Regions from separate parts of the Homo sapiens genome. Here region 1 is linked to region 2. The links are chromatin loops, found by intact Hi-C in ENCODE. Cell type or tissue: HepG2. All regions are shown on one strand. Each heading gives the region's core, and the rest is flanking DNA. Links, peaks and the distances in the headings are about the cores only. Region 1 overlaps SMIM14 (small integral membrane protein 14). Region 2 overlaps SMIM14 (small integral membrane protein 14).

The links. Hi-C counts contacts between places; a loop is a spot of excess contacts. Peaks named below come from ENCODE experiments on the same cell type or tissue, not always from the same donor. Only the 100,000 strongest peaks of a DNase experiment are listed, where the experiment ranks them.
Region 1: a loop joins it to region 2, with 1.9 times the contacts of the local background. A loop is called at or near these places in 2 of 110 quality-filtered maps.

Annotation. Positions count from the first base shown.
Region 1 is chr4:39,564,967-39,573,305 of GRCh38, reverse strand. It overlaps SMIM14 (small integral membrane protein 14), which reads left to right. Exons shown (of 5, transcript NM_174921.3): 3 at 843-891. All of the region lies in intron 2 of UGDH-AS1 (UGDH antisense RNA 1), which reads right to left. Among named protein-coding and RNA genes, the nearest start is that of UGDH-AS1, 41 kb to the right of the region's middle. In HepG2, for the core only: no CTCF peak of the experiment used is centred there; a DNase peak (open chromatin) is centred at 3,345.
Region 2 is chr4:39,617,661-39,625,999 of GRCh38, reverse strand. All of the region lies in intron 1 of SMIM14 (small integral membrane protein 14), which reads left to right. It also overlaps the pseudogene RNU7-11P. Among named protein-coding and RNA genes, the nearest start is that of SMIM14, 17 kb to the left of the region's middle. RefSeq lists an enhancer at 127-206. In HepG2, for the core only: no CTCF peak of the experiment used is centred there; DNase peaks (open chromatin) are centred at 3,329 and 4,219.

The DNA of each region.
Region 1 (8,339 bases), core at 9-8,008, 53 kb after region 2:
GACAACATGGTGAAAGCCCATCTCTACTGAAAATACAAAAAAACTATCTGGGTGTGGTGGCGGGTGCCTGTAATCCCAGCTACTCAGGAGGCTGAGGCAGGAGAATCGCTTGAACCTGGGAGGCGGAGGTTGCAGTGAGCTGAGATCGCATCATTGCACTCCAGCCTGGGCAACAAGAGCGAAACTAAATAATAATAATAATAAAATAATAATAATAATAATAATAAAAACCAAAACATGGTTTGTCACTAGACTGGTCAACATAGTAAGACCCCCATCTCTACAAAGTGATTTTTAAAATATTACCCAGGCATGGTGGCACACACCTGTAGTACCAGCTACTCAGGAGGCTGAGGCAGGAGGATCATTTGAGCCCAGGAGTTTGAAGCTGCAGTGAGCTAGGATTGCACCCCTGCACTCCAGCCTAGGCAACAGAGTGAGACCCTGTCTCAAAAAAACAAAAGAAAACATGATTTTTTTTTTTAAGACAAGGTCTCGCTCTGTCACCCTGGCTGGAGTACAATGGTGCCATCTTGGTTCACTGCAACCTTTGCCTCCCAGACTCAAGTGATCCTCCCACCTCAGCCTCCCTAATAGCTGAGACTACAGGCACACACCACCACACCTGGCTAATTTTTGTATTTTTTGTAGACATGGGGTATTGCTGTGTTACCCAGGCTGGTCTTGAATGTCTGAGCTCAAACAATCCACCCACCTCAGCCTCCAAAGTGTGGGATTACAGGCGTGAGCCACCGCACCCGGCCAAAACATGATCTTTCTAATAATTATGGTCCACTTTTGTTTAAGTCTAATCACTAACTTCCCTTTCTTATTCATTGTAGTTACGGCAGTCCCAGTCCTACTGCACAGACACAGAGTGTCTTCAGGAATGTAAGTACCACTGAGACAGGAGGAAGGATGGCATTGGGGGCAGAATTAGAGGCCAGATGCCTGTGAATATTTGTCAGAATTTATTCTTACATTGCCTATTCTAGTGGTTACCAAAAAAAAAAAAAAAAAAAAAAAAAGCGACACATACGCACAAAAGAAATTATTCTCATAGTTTGCTCTTTAATAAGAAAATGGTTCTCAGTAATGTATTTGCTACTTGACTATTTCATTTTTTAACTTAAAATTTTTTTCATGCCTCAAAAACCCTGCTTATTGCAGAACATTATAAAATAAGTATAAGGAAAAAAAAAGGCTGGGTGCAGTGGCTCACACCTGGAATCCTTGCACTTTGGGAAGCTGAGGCCGGTGGATCGTTTGAGTCCAGGAGTTTGAGATTACCCTGGGCAACACGGGGAAACCCTGTCTCTACAAAAAATACAAAAATTAGTGGGGCATGGTGGTGCATGCCTGCAGCCCCAGCTACTCCTGAGGCTGAGGTGGGAGGATCACCTGAGCCTGGGGAGGTTGAGGCTGCAGTGAGCTGTGATCGCACCACTGCACTCCAACCTGGGTGACTGGAGTGAGACCCTGTCTCAAAAAAAAAAAATAGAAGAACTTCCAGAATAGTTAAAGATAACCACTGTTGACAAATTCGGGTATATCCTAGTCTTTTTTTCTTGGCAAATAAGTCTGTAACAGGGCACTGTGGGCAGGTGTAACTGGGACATCAAAGCTGCTTGCGCAAACCATTCACTCTCTCCCTAACATCTATTTGCATCTGTTGGCAGGCTTGAGAATTCTTTTTTTTTCTTTAATTTAAAAAAATTTTTTTTTAAGAAACAGTGTCTTGCTTTGTCGCCCACACTGAGCGCAATTGTGCGATCATGGCTCACTGCAGCCTTGACCTCCCAGGCTCAAGTGATCCTCCCACCTCAGCCTCCCTAGTAGGTGGGACTACAGGGATGCACCACCATGCATGGCTAATTTTTTAGAATTTTTTGTAGAGTCACGGTCTTCCCATGTTGCCCACATGGGTCTTAAACTCCTGGGATCAAGTGATCCTTCTGCCTCGGCCTCTCAAAGTGCTTGGATTACAGGCGTGAGTCACCATGCCCAGCCACTTGAGAACTTCTTGGTGGGGAGGCCATTCTTTTCCATGTGTGGAAACTTTGGGTGCCTGTGGAGTTCATTCCTTTGGCTCTGACATTAACATGCGCATCAGAGAATTTGGCAGTGGAGAAGTTTCTCCACATGGCTTTATGGGCAGTAGTGATGGTAAAGTGAGAATCAGTAGGAAGATGAATATTGCATGGTATATGTAGGTGACAGACTTAGTGACCATTATGTGACACATCTTTTTTCAGGATACTCAGAAATATTTTGAGAGATGCTTTAAGGGGAACTAGTAAAATAGTATTTAAACCAATCCAGTCTTGTATCAGAAGACTGCAAGAAGGAAAGTATGACATTCACAAGATGGTGAAGCCTGGCATAATTAGATTTCATATAAACTTACAGAAATGGGATCACATTGTATATGTTATTTTTCACTACTTATAAAATATCAACATATATTTGTCTTACTATTTATTGAGCCAGGCATGGTGTCATGCTCCTGGAGTCCCGGCTACTTGGGAGGCTGAGGCAGAAGGATCACTTGAGCCCAGGAGTTTGAGGCTGCAGTGAGCTATGTTCATGCCACTGCACTCCAGCCTGGATGACAAAGTGAGATCCCATCTCAAAAAAAAATTATTAATTAAATAATAATTCATTGTGGGGAAGCACCAGCGTTTAAATGATTTCCTTTTACTAGAACCTTAGGTTGCTGATATATTTTTTGCTATTATAAACAACACTTGAATAAACATTCTTTGTGTGCATATGTTGGGGAGGACAAATAATTTTTTCTTCAACCTCAGAGTTCTTTGCTGAGACACCCTGTAACAAAGGATAGATTGCCGGGCACGGTGGCTCACGCCTGTAATCCTAGAATTTTGGGAGGCTGAGGTGGCCAGATCAGTTGAGGCCAGGAGTTTGAGACCAGCCTGGCCAACATGGAAACCCTGTCTCTACTAAAAATACAAAAATTAGCTGGGCGTGGTGGCACGTGCCTGTAGTCCCAGCTGCTCTGGAGGCTGAGGCACCAGAATCACTTGAACCCAGGAGGCAGAGGTTGCAGTAAGCTGCGATCACACCACTGCACTCCAGCCTGGGTGACAGGGCGAGACTCTCTAAAACAAAGAAAAAAAAACAAAAAAAAGATAGATGAACAAGGAAAAAGCAAATTTATTAATGTGTGTGGCATCACATGGGAGAAAGCTCAATGCAAAGTAACTCAAAGCAGTGGCTCAGAACTCTGGCTTATGTAGCATCTTCAACAAAGAACAATACATTTGTGGAAAAAGGGCAGAACATAGGAAAGAGATTTTAGGCTTCCAAGGATAGGAAACTGGGAAAGTAAATATTTGGGAGGAAACTAATGGAGTAAGGTTTGTTTATAGACTCCTCTGGTGCTGTCTCTGGACTATTAAGTCTGTAGGGTTGTGTATAAAGGAGAATTTGTATCCTACCTTTAGGCAGAAAAGAGGGGAATAGAGGGAGCTTTTCTTCTGTTTGCTACTTCCTAATTGCCTACAGCTCAAAAATAATTTCTTTTTTTCTTTTTTTCTTTTTTTTTTGAGACAGAGTCTCGCTTTGTCGCCCAGGCTGGAGTGCAGTGGCTCAGTCTCAACTCACTGCAACCTCCGCCACCCAGGTTCAGGCAATTCTAGTGCCTCAACCTCCCAAGTAGCTGGGATTACAGGCATGAGCCACCGTGCCTGGCTTCTCCAAAATAATTTCTATGTCAAAAAGGCATATTTTGGAGTGATACGTTCTGGTTTTCTTCACACATTTTAAGGCTATTTACATATTGCCAAATTGCATTTATTAGTAGGTTAGTTGCTGATACGTAACATCTCTGAAGCAGAGCTGCCTGTTTATTATATATATGAAACTGAAACAAGACGCAGTAAGGTAATTGTAAAGAGACTTGTTATACATTATGATTTTTATTACTTTGTGTACTGGGTGTCCCATCAAATTCCACAGATATAACAGCTTAGAGAAGTGGGAGCTAGTGCAGTGCCTAGCCTAAAGTAGAAATTTTGTGGGAACCTAGTCCATTTGGGTGATATATATGCCTTCAAGACAAGAAAGCAATAGAAATGTGCATTGTTAGGACAATGGGTGGTGGTTCCCTCCCTCCAGACTTCTTTACTTCTCCAGTAGCATTCATTAATCTACAATGTACAGCTCAAATATTTGCCTCAACAGGTAAAGCTAAAACCTGTTTTCCTAGTTGAAAATAATTTTATTGAACCTCCCCATGGGAAAACACGTGTTTATTACATGTGCGGCTTTTGTGACTCTTTAACCAGCCCCGCCTATAACCAAATATAGTCATTCCTGTGGGTAAAATGTCACTTCCTAACTCTAAAAAGAAAGGTGAAACTTTGAACATTCATTTAGGCATATTGGCAAGTTTTTCTTTCCCCCCAGTTCTTTTAGCAGTTGGTAAAAATCCTTTCTGAGAGCTAGGCTTTTAAATGGTTAAACAGTAGTTTACTGTGAGGGATAGAATTATTTTTCTTATATTCTAAATTTTCTCCAGTGAGCTTATACTTTTTTCTTAAAATAATAAAACATATTTTGTAGCTATCTTTATATTTAGATACTACTATTCAATTGGATAGTATTGTGCTACTATTCAATTGGAAAAAGTTATTTTTTAAAATTAAATATATGTTTTAGGATCGTGGGAATTTGAGGCTTCTTAAGAATTGAAATAAGCCTTGAAGAAATACGTTTTATTCTCTTCTGACTTTTTTAAATTGGTTGCTTTCGTTCATTTCTGCCTTTTATTTCTGTAGTTGTATTTTGTATATATTCCATTGTCTTATTTTTTTACTCTTCCCCTTTTCATAGGTGTTATTCCATTGTTTTAGAACAGTGTTTAATCATTGTGATATCAGAAATATCATTTATTCATTTAGTCATAGAAGCAGCTGCTAGGTAGAGTCAATGTTGTTAAAACACAGACCAAAGAGTAAATGGTGGAGAAATATATACATGTATATGTTCTTTTTTTTTTTTTTGAGAAGGAGTCTTGCTCTGTTGCCCAGGCTGGAGTGTAGTGGCACAATCTTGGCTCACTGCAACTTCCGCCTCCCAGGCTCAAGCTATTCTCCTGCCTCAGCCTCCCAAGTAGCCAGGATTACAGGAATGCACTACCACACCTGGCTAATTTTTTGTATTTTTAGTAGAGATAGGGTTTCGCCATGTTGGCCAGGCTGATCTCAAACTCCTGACCTCAAGTGATCCACCCACCTCCGCCTCCCAAAGTGCTGGGATTACAGGCGTGAGCTACCGCGCCCGGCCTGTATGTTCTTATTTATACAATCTATTTGGGCTTTAACATTTGGCACTGAATATGGTTTGGGGTGTTTTTGTTTGTTTTTTGTTTTGTTTTGAGACAGGGTCTCACTTTGTCACCCAGGCTTGAGTGCAGTGGAGCAAACAGGGCTCACTGAATCTTGACCTTCCAGGCTCAGTAATCCTCCCACTTCAGCCTCCTGAGTAGCTGGGACTACAGGAGCATACAACCATGCCCAGCTAATTTTTTTTTTCCTTTCTTTTGAGACGGAGTCTTGCTCTTGTTGCCCAAGCTGGAGTGCAATGGCATGATCTCAGCTCACTGCAACCTCCACCTCCCAGGTTCAAGCGATTCTCCTGCCTCAGCCTCCTGAGTAGCTGGGATTATAGGCGCCTGCCACCACACCCGGCTAATTTTTGTATTTTTAGTAGAGATGGGGTTTCGCCATGTTGGCCAGGCTGGTCTCGAACTCCTGACCTCGTGATCCGCCCACCTCAACCTCCCAAAGTGCTGGGATTACAGGTGTGAGCCACCATGCCCGGCCTAATTTTTGTATTTTTTGTAGAGACAGGGTTTTGCATGTTGCCCAGGCTGGTCTCGAACTCCTGAGCTCAAGCAGTCCACCTGCCTTGGCCTCCCAAAGTGCAGGGATTACAGGCATGAGCTGCCACACCTGGCCCATTTTGAGTACTTAGCATACAATTCTTAGCCTTCTGCTTCTTCCTGATAAAGTTGTAATCTGAGAAATTATCTAGTTTCAGCCTTTAATAACTAAATCTTCTCCATATTTCCCATGTCACATTTTTTTCCTATTGTCACATTGCGGCTTCCTTTTTTTTTTTTTTTTTTTTTTTTTTCTTTTTTTGAGATGGAGTTTTGCTCTGTCGCCCAGGCTGGAGTGCAATGGCGCAATCTCGGCTTACTACAACCTCCACCTCCTGGACTCAAGCAGTTCTCCTGCCTCAGCCTCCCAAGTAGCTGGGATTACAAGCGTGTACCAGCATCCCCAGCTAATTTTTGTTTTTTGTTTTTTTTGAGATGGAGTCTCACACTGTCACCAGGCTGGAGTGTAGTGGTACAATCTCAGCTCACTGCAACCTCCACCTCGCAGGTTCAAGCGATTCTCCTGCCTCAGCCTCCCGAGTAGCTGGGACTACAGGTGCACGCCACCACGCCTGGCTAATTTTTGTACTTTTAGTAGAGACAGGGTTTCACCATGTTGGCCAAAATGGTCTCGATCTCTTGACCTCATGATCCGCCTGCCATGGCCTCCCAAAGTGCTGGGATTATAGGCGTGAGCCACCACGCCTGGCCTAATTTTTGTATTTTTAGTAGAGACAGGGTTTCTGTATGTTGCCGAGGCTGGTCTTGAACTCCTGACCTCAGGTGATCCACCCACCTCAGCCTCCCAAAGTGCTGGGATTACAGGCATGAGCCATTGTGCCTGGCTGCATTGCGGCTATCTGCTGTCTTCTTTCTCGGTGCGTCTGTCTGTCCTCCAGACCTCTTAACTTTTATCCTTGGAATGCTCCAGGACTTAGCCCCTGGATTATTTCCTTTTCTAGACATTCACTCACTTGGTGATCTCATCTGGTCTCATGACTCATTACTTGTATGCTGATGACTGTCTTTTGGGCATTTCCACTGGGATGTCTAACAAGGCACCTCAAATTCAACATCTTCAGAATTTCTGCTTCTCTTGAGATCCTTCCTATAACAGTTAATGGCAGTTCTATCCTTCTGAGACTCATCCTTGGCTTCCCTTTTTCTCACACTGTCCAGTCATCTATCAGCAAGCACTATCTTGAAGATACATCCAAAATTCTACCACTTCTCACTATCCCACTGCCTCCTCCCTGTTCTAGGCCATCATCATCTCGTATGTTAATAGATTATTGCAACAGGTTCTTAACTGTCTGTATTAGTCAGTCTTCACACTGCTAATTTAAGACATACCCAAGACAGGGCAATTTACGAAAGAAAAGGGTTTATTGGACTTACAATTCCACATGTCTGGGGAGGCCTCACAATCATGGCGGAAGGTGAAAGGCATGTCTTACATGGTGGCAGTCAAGAGAAGAGAGCTTGTGCAGGGAAACTCCCCTTTTTAAAACCATGAGATCTCGTGAGACTTGTTTACTATCATGAGAAGAGCGCAGGAAAGGCCCGCCCCCCATAATTCAATCACCTCCCACCAGGTTCCTCCCATGACATATGGGAATTGTGGGAGTTACAATTCAAGATGAAATTTGGGATGGGACACAGCCAAACCATATCACTGTGTTTCTGTTTCTCGTTTTTCAAAACACAACAGATGGAGTGGTTCTGTCAAAATGAGAGTCAGATATCATCTGCATTTTGCTCAGAACTCTTCAGTGGTGTCTGGGCACAGTGGATCACACTTGTAATCCCATTTTAGGAGGCCAAAGCAGGCAGATCACTTGGGCTCAGGAGTTCAAGACCAGCATAGGCAACATGTTGAAATCCTGTCTCTACAAAAAATATAAAACTTAGCTAGGCGTGGTGGCCTGTGCCTATGCCCCAGCTACTCTGGATGCTGAGTTAGGAGATCACTTGAGCCTGGGAGGTTGAGGCTGCAGTGACTGTAATTGAGCCACTGCACTCCAACCTGGGTGACAGAGTGAGACCCTGTCCAAAAAAAAGAAAAGCCCTCTTCAGTGGTTTTCTATTTAATATGTAATAGAAGCTTATTATGACCTATAAGGCCAACATGATCTGAATCCTGTTACTCTTTTGATTTAATCTTTTTCTTTTCTTTTCTGGAGACAAAGTCTTACTCTGTTGCCCAGGCTGGAGTAAAGTGGTGCAATCATGGCTTGCTGCAACCTCAACCCCTTGGGCTCAAGCAATCCTCCCACCTCAGCCTCCTGATTAGCTGGGACCACAGGTGTGTGCCACCACACTTGGCTGATTTTGTTTGTTTTTTATTTTGTAGAGATAGGACCTCATTATGTTGCCAAGGCTGGTCTTGAACTCCTGGCCTCAAGTGATTCTCCCACCTCAGCTTCCCAAA
Region 2 (8,339 bases), core at 187-8,186:
GCTGCCAGGTTCCTAACAGGCCACAGACCAGTACCAGTCCATGGCCTGGAGGCTGGGGACCCCTGCACTAATCTATACCTGATCTATACAGTGGCCTCTGGCCATGCTGACGTAGTTGCTTCTGTATATTCCTGTTGTATTCTGTGGAAAATAAACTTCTGTTGTCCTTTCTTGCCTGCTGTAGTCTCTTCCTTTTGAATAGTATGCCCTCTGAAAAGGGTGTCTTTAAGCTTTCACTTTCTTGTAAAATTATAAGAATTTCAGGGATTGGCTGGGTGCAGTGGCTCACGCCTGTCATCCCAGCACTTTGGGAGACTGATCACCAGAGGTCAGGAGTTTGAGACCAGCCTGACCAACATGGTGAAACCCCGTCTCTACTAAAAGTACAAAAATTAGTTGGATGTGGTGGCGCGTGCCTGTAGTGCCAATTACTCGAGAGATTAAGGCAGAGAATCACTGGAACCCGGGAGGTGGAGGTTGCAGTGAGTCTAGATTGCGCCACTGCACTCCAGCCTGGGCAACAGAGCAAGACTCCGTCTCAAAAAAGAAAAAAAAAATTGTAATGATGAGTTTCAGGGAGTTTTAATCCTGCGTGAGTTTAGATCACAGAGAATTGTGACATCAAGGGCATGTAATGGGGTTTATTTCAACATTTAAATTTTGTATGTCTTTAACTTCTCCCAGGTATAGCTTTAGAATAATTTTTAGCAAACATTAATTGACCAATTTGAACTTGAGTCTGCATCCTTTTCTTTTTCTTTCTTTCTTTTTTTTTTTTTTTTGAGATGATGTCTCACCCTGTTGCCCAGACTGGAGTGCAATGGCATGATCTCAGCTCACTGCAACCTCCACCTCCTAGGGTCAAGCAGTTCTCCTGCCTCAGCCTCCCGAGTAGCTGGGATTACAGTCATGCACCACCACACCCAGCTAACTTTTGTCTTTTTTTTTTGTATCTTTAGTAGAGATGGGGTTTCATCTTGTTGGCCAGGCTGGTCTCAAACTCCTGACCTCATGATCTGCCTGCCTCGGCCTTCCAAAGTGCTGGGATTATAGGTGTGAGCCACCATGCCCAGCCAAGTCTGCATCCTTTTCTTGCCTACTTCCCATCAGAGAAGCAAATGTAGTTTAAGAGAAAAGTATTTCGTTACTAAGAACGAATAGGAAGTTTTTTTTTTTTTTTTTTCGAGATGGTGTCTTGCTCTGTTGTCCAGGCTGGAGTGTGATCTCAGCTCAATGCAACCTCCGCCTCCTAGGTTCAAGCAATTCTTCTGCCTCAGCCTCCCAAGTAGCTGGGATTACAGGGACACACCACCACGCCCAGCTAATTTTTGTATTTTTAGTAGAGATGGGGTTTCACCATGTTGGCCAGGCTGGTCTTGAACTCCTGACCTCAGGTGATCCGCCTGCCTCAGCCTCCCAAAATGCTGGAATGACAGGCATGAGCCACTGCGCCTGGCCAAACTAATAGGAAGTTATTTGATAGTTATCTAATTTCTGTACTGCTCTAAAGTTGTCTTTGTAAGGGTGAAAGAAACATAACTAGCATGATTGGTCATATCTGGCAGATGGGGAATGAGTCCTGCTCAGGATTTTACAATGTGACTTCCTGTATAAGATCTGTCATATACTAGATGTGCGATCATAGTGAAATTACTACCTTAGCTGGGGCTATGTTCCTCATTTTAAAAACAGAAAATTTTCCTGCTTTGATTTTTATCAGAAGGGCTTTTGTTAAGATGTGAAAGTAGTAAAGCTACATTAGAACATAAACTAGGTGTGGTAATATTTGAGAGCCATTTGTGTTAAAAGAATAACCAGTTTTGAGTATTTTGTAAAAAGTATTGTGTATGAGTAGGTTTGAACACCTCATTATACTGAGACTTTGGGTAATCTGATAAAAGTCATCCCAACTACTTATTGATGCTTTTTAAGATAAAAATGCATAGAATGCTTCCTCTGGCCTCCCATTTCATTGACCAGTATCTCTGTTTTCTGTTATGTAAAAACTAATTGCATACGTTCTATTTTTTTAAACTTTCTTTTTTACTGACCAGACAACAGTTATGAATAATTGCATACATTCTAAATTGTTACTGTGCATTTTCTTCTTGCTGAGGGTTTTTATTTTTTCATTTTTTCAGATGGAGTCTTGCTCTGTCACCCAAGCTGGAGTGCAGTGGTGCAATCTCTGCTCACTGCAACCTCTGCCTCCTGGGTTCAAGTGATTCTCCTGCCTCAGCCTCCCAAGTAGCAGAGACTGCAGGCATGCACCACCACACCCGGCTAATTTTTTTGTATTTTTAGTAGAGATGGAGTTTCACCATGTTGGCCAGGCTGGTGTTGAACTCTTGGCCTCAGGTGATCCAACCTTCTTGGCCTCCCAAAGTGCTGGGATTACAGGCATGAGCCACCGCGCCCGGCCTATTTTTAACATGGAAAGAATTATGATATTGTTCTTCATCACTGTGAAGATTTGGCTGGCTATGTGAAAAGTAATTTTATTATAAATCATATTCTTTAAAATCACAATAAAAGAATTTTCATATTCTGACCTTGAATTAGCCAATGTTATCCCTGCCTTCTCAGGAAGAGCTCTGTTTGCATGGAGTCGGGGAGAGGGGAAGAGATAATTGTTTGTTTTTCTATAAAAATGTATTTTTAAAAAACCTTTTATGTATTAATAATTTGAAATTTTTAGCACTAAAAGGTAGAATGGTGTAATGAATCTCTGTGGACCCATCACTTGCCTTCAACAGTTAAACTCATGGTGGTTTTGTTTCATCCATACCTCTCCCCCCTTGGCAGGTTTATTTTAAACTAGACCCCAGGTATTGTATCACTTTAACTGAAAATACTTAGTGAGATTCCTAAGAGATAAAGACTCTTTTTAGATGTGATCGTTGACATTGTACGTATGTAACAATGTCATTTAAACAGTGTTCAAAGTTCCTGATAGTTCATAAATGTCCTTTTACTAGGTTGGTTTGAATCAGGATTGGTATCTCTTAATTTTGTTTTAATCTGTAACCGTTCCCCTGCCATCTCTTAAGATTTATTTATTTTTTGCCATTTATTTGTTGAAGAAACTGAGTGACCTTCCCTGGATTTAGCTGCTGCATCCAAAAATTTTTTTCCTGATTATAAAAGTTAATATGTAACCATTATATGATATTTGAAAACTGTACAAAGTGAAAAGTAAAATCCTGCCACCCAGAGATAACAGATGTTAAAGTTTTATGTTTTCTTTCAGCCTTTTCATTTGTATGTGTTTTCCTATGCCTTTAAAAACGAACATTTGCAGGCCAGGCGTGGTGACTCATGCCTGTAATCCCAACACTTGGGGAGGCAGAGGCGGCGGATCACTTGAGGTCAGGAGTTTCAGACGAGCCTGGCCAACATGCTGAAACCCTGTCTCTACTAAAAATAAAAAAATTAGCTGGGTGTGGTGGCACACACCTGTAATCCCAGCTACTTGGGAGGCTGGGGCAGGAGAATCACTTGAATCCGGGAGGTGGAGGTTGCGGTGAGCCGAGACCGTGCCACTGCACTCCAGCCTGGGCAAAAAAGCGAGACTCCGTCTCAAAAAATAAATAAAAATAAAATAAAACATGCATTTGTGGCCGGGCGCGGTGGCTCACGCCTGTAATCCCAGCACTTTGGGAGGCCAAGTTGGGGGGATCATGAGGTCAGGAGATCGAGACCATCCTGGCTAACACAGTGAAACCCCGTCTCTACTAAAAATACAAAAATTAGCTGGGCACGATGGCGGGTGCCTGTAGTCCCAGCTACTCGGGAGGCTGAGGCAGGAGAATGGCGTGAACCCGGGAGGCGGAGCTTGCAGTGAACCGAGATCGTGCCACTGCACTCCAGCCTGGGCAACAGTGCAAGACTCCGTCTCAAAAAAACAAAAAACAAAAAACAAAAAAGTGCATTTGCTATGTTTATTTTTATGCCCTTTTAAATATACTTTTAACATTATGTTGTGATCATTTCTCCATATTATTAAGAAAGAAAATGAGGCCGAGTGCGGTGGCTCATTCGTGTAATCCCAGCACTTTGGGAGGCTGAGGCAGGAAGATGGCTGGAGCCTGGGAGTTCGAGACTAGCCTGAGAAACATAATGAGACCCCGTCTCTACTTAAAAAAAAAAAAAGCCAAGCATGATAACATGCGCCTCCGTAGTCCCAGCCACTCGGGATGGGATCACTTGAGCCTGGGAGGTCAAGGATGCAGTGAGTCATGATTGCTCTGCTGCATGCCAGCCTGGGTGACAGAGCAAGAGCCTTTCTCAAAAAAAAAAAAAAAAAAAAAAAAGAAACGTTTGGCTGTATAATACTTTACAGTGTATATCACAATTTAAATATTTCTTTTTAGCTGGATATTTAGATCATCCCCATTTTTCACTACTTTAAAGCCATGATAACCATCTTTGTATATAAACCTTTGTATTTCAGATTATTTTCCTTGATAGTCTTAGAACTGGAATTATTCAGAGGGCATGCACGTTTTTTTAACATCTGGATTTGTATTGCCAGAAAAGTTATCATAGTTTGTAATTTCAAATGCAGTGTATAAATGGTTCCATCTTACTAAAGAATTGGTTTGCATATGCTCTGTATTTTTAAAATGTCTTTGCCAGCTATATTAGTGGAATGTTTGGAGTTTTTTTCCCCTAATTCTTTTGCTCTTTTAATTTTACTTGGGATTTTTTTTAAATGCACAGTCTTATGTCCTAAATTTGATATTTTTCATTGTATTTATCTTTTTTGTTTTCTCTCTGTACTTTAATGGATGGAAAGTTTGTATGTATCTGTAGGGGGTCCTTCCCTGAAGATCAAATAAATGTTAACCTTACTTATCTGGTAGAATTGCTGATTTTTTTCCTCCTTAACTGCTAGTAGGTTTTTTCTTTTTGGAATTTTTTCTGGGGAGCTTTCCAGCAAAAACCGGAAAGCCTGCTAGACAAATTCTAAAAGAGCTGTAACACTGTAGGTTTTCCTAGCACTGAATTTATTGAAATTGCAATCCCTTCCCCATTTATTTGTGATTCCAATTTTGATATATAAATATAAATAGATATATTTTGAGGTGAATTTGTTCAGAAAATTCTATAATCTGATTTGCTGGTTGTAATTATGTATGTGTGTGTGTGTGTTTGCACACCATTTTTGAAAAACTTGTTTATTCCTGCCAGGACCAAAGAAGACATTTGGCCTTAAAGATTTAACACAGGGTCATCAGGACTTACTCACCACTTCCCACATAAAAGTGAATTGTTGTAGAAACAGTAATAGTAAAATATCGTTTTCATTACATTCCTATAGTACATAGCAGCTCACAAGCACTTTTATATTCAGCATATTCCAGCCTGGGCACAATGGCTCACGCCTATAATCCCAGCACTTTGGGAGGCTGAGGCCAGAGGATCAGCCTGGCCTTGCTATGTCGACCAACCTGGGCAACATAGCAAGACCTCTGTCTCTACAAAAAAAATTATTTTTATTTTTAAATAATTTTTTTTTTGATACAGTCTATCTCTCTCGCCCAGGATGGAGTGCAGTGGCGCGATCTCCGGCTCACTGCAGGCTCCACCTCCCAGGTTCACGCCATTCTCCTGCCTCAGCCTCCCGAGTAGCTGGGACTACAGGCGCCCGCCACCATGCCTGGCTAATTTTTTGTATTTTTAGTAGAGACGGGGTTTCAGCGTGTTAGGCAGGGTGGTCTCCATCTCCTGACCTCGTGATCCGCCCGCCTCGGTCTCCCAAAGTGCTGGGATTACAGGCGTGAGCCACAGCGCCCATCCGAATTTTTTTTTTTTTTTCTTAATAGAGATGGGATCTTGCTGTTTCCCAGACCAGTCTTGAACTCTTGGGCTCAAGCAGTCCTCCCATCTCAGCCTCCCAAAGTGCTGGGATTACAGGCATGAGCTACCATGCCCAGCAAAAATATTTTTTTAAGTAGTTGGGTGTGGTGGCCTGTGCCTCTAGTCCCAGCTCCTCAGGAGGCTGACATGGGATGATCACTTGAGCCATGAGTTTGAGGCTGCAGTGAGCTATGATTGCCATTGCACTCTAGCGTGGGCCACAGAGCGTGAGTCCCTATCTTGCTCTTAAAAAAAAAAAAATATATATATATATATAAATATATATAAATATATATATACATTTATATATACATATAAATATTTTTGAGAAAATTGAGATATATATAAATATATATAATAAATTATTTATTGATATATATATAATAAATTATATTTATTGATATATATAATTATATTTATTGATATATAGAATAAATTATATTTATTGATATATAGAATAAATTATATTTATTGATATATAGAATAAATTATATTTATTGATATATAGAATAAATTATATTTATTGATATATAGAATAAATTATATTTATTGATATATAGAATAAATTATATTTATTGATATATAGAATAAATTATATTTATTGATATAGAATAAATTATATTTATTGATATAGAATAAATTATATTTATTGATATAGAATAAATTATATTTATTGATATAGAATAAATTATATTTATTGATATAGAATAAATTATATTTATTGATATAGAATAAATTATATTTATTGATATATAGAATAAATTATATTTATTGATATATAGAATAAATTATATTTATTGATATATAGAATAAATTATATTTATTGATATATAGAATAAATTATATTTATTGATATATAGAATAAATTATATTTATTGATATATAGAATAAATTATATTTATTGATATATAGAATAAATTATATTTATTGATATATAGAATAAATTAAATTATATTTATTGGTATATATAATAAATTAAATTATAATTATCTCAATTTTCTCATATATATTTAATTATATCTCAATTTTCTCTTGAACTGAACATGCTAAATTATCTAAACCCTGTCTTACCCTCTATCATCACTTAATTTGTTGGTTAGAGATAGTATATCACATATATTCCAAAGACAGGCTTGTGGAATATAAAGGATCTATCAGCCAGGAGAGGTGAGTATGTGGTGTATATGCATCCCTGCTGCCATTTTATGCCCAAATCTCTACTCCATAATGCTGCTTCCTACTGAGTCTATTCACACTCACTTTCTTCTCAACAGGGGGCTTGACACCCCTGCAAGGTCCAACATGCAGGTTGAAAAAAGTGTGCAGTCCTTTCTGTAAATTACCAGACCTAAAAAATATAAAAGCTATTATGCAATGGTACTTGCTGCTTGGGAAGTGTAGTCAGTGAGAGTGGGTAAAAGAGAATGAGAATGAGTGAGTTTCATTACACTGGGCTTTGGTTTTTTTTTTTTGTTTTTTTTTTTTTTTGAGATGGAGTCTCGCTCTGTCGCCCAGGCTGGAGTGCAGTGGTGCGATCTCAATTCACTGCAACCTCTGCCTCCTGGGTTCAAGCAAGTCTCTGCCTCAGCCTCCTGAGTAGCTGGGATTACAGGTGCCCACCAACCACCAAGCCTGGCTAATTTTTGTATTTTTAATAGAGATGGGGTTTCACCATCTTGGCCAGGCTGATCTTGAACTCCTGACCTCGTGACCCACCCACCTCGGCCTCCCAATACTCTGGGGCTTTCAAGTGCAGTTCCTGGAGCCCCATTTTAATTAGACTGAGGTTATCTTGAGAGTGGTGATCACATCTTGCTCATCGTTTTTCCCATGCCTGTTACAGTGTTCAGTATCAAGGTGTTCAAATGAGTTGGGCTCGATTGAATGCATTTTCCTTTTTCTTTATGGTGTAAGTTCTCCTCAGCAGCCCCTGGTGATAATTCCTCTCTTGATGTTTTGGGGGCCTTTTCTGTATTTGCCAAGACTTGAGTAGATGTCACTGATAGTTTAGGTTTCTATGCTGGCTTCACTTGTTATTTCTGAAGAAGTGGGCTTGCTTTGGCAGGAGTAATATTCTCTCTTACTTCTCTCCTCTCTCTACCATTTTTTCCGTTTGTCATCTCAACTATGGTAAGCATCCAGATGATGTCTTTGATTGCAGATGCACCTTGGGAGAAGATAAAAAACAAAACTAGTTTAGGCATTGTCATTTTCCTGATTTTTTTCCGTCTTATATGTTTTTAAAATGAATTTCCATTTGCTTTTATTTTAAACTTAATTTAACAAAATACTATACCAACATTAATAGTTTATGGTAGATACACTGTTTTAGATACACTGTTTCATTGTTTAGATTCTCTTCCGCTGTTAAAGCTTCCACCAGAGAGTGAGTAGGGCAGGGAAGAGTAAACTTTGAAAACTGATTTTTGCAAACAATGTTTGCCTCAGATTTAGGTGAAAGGCTGACTTTAGAAGTA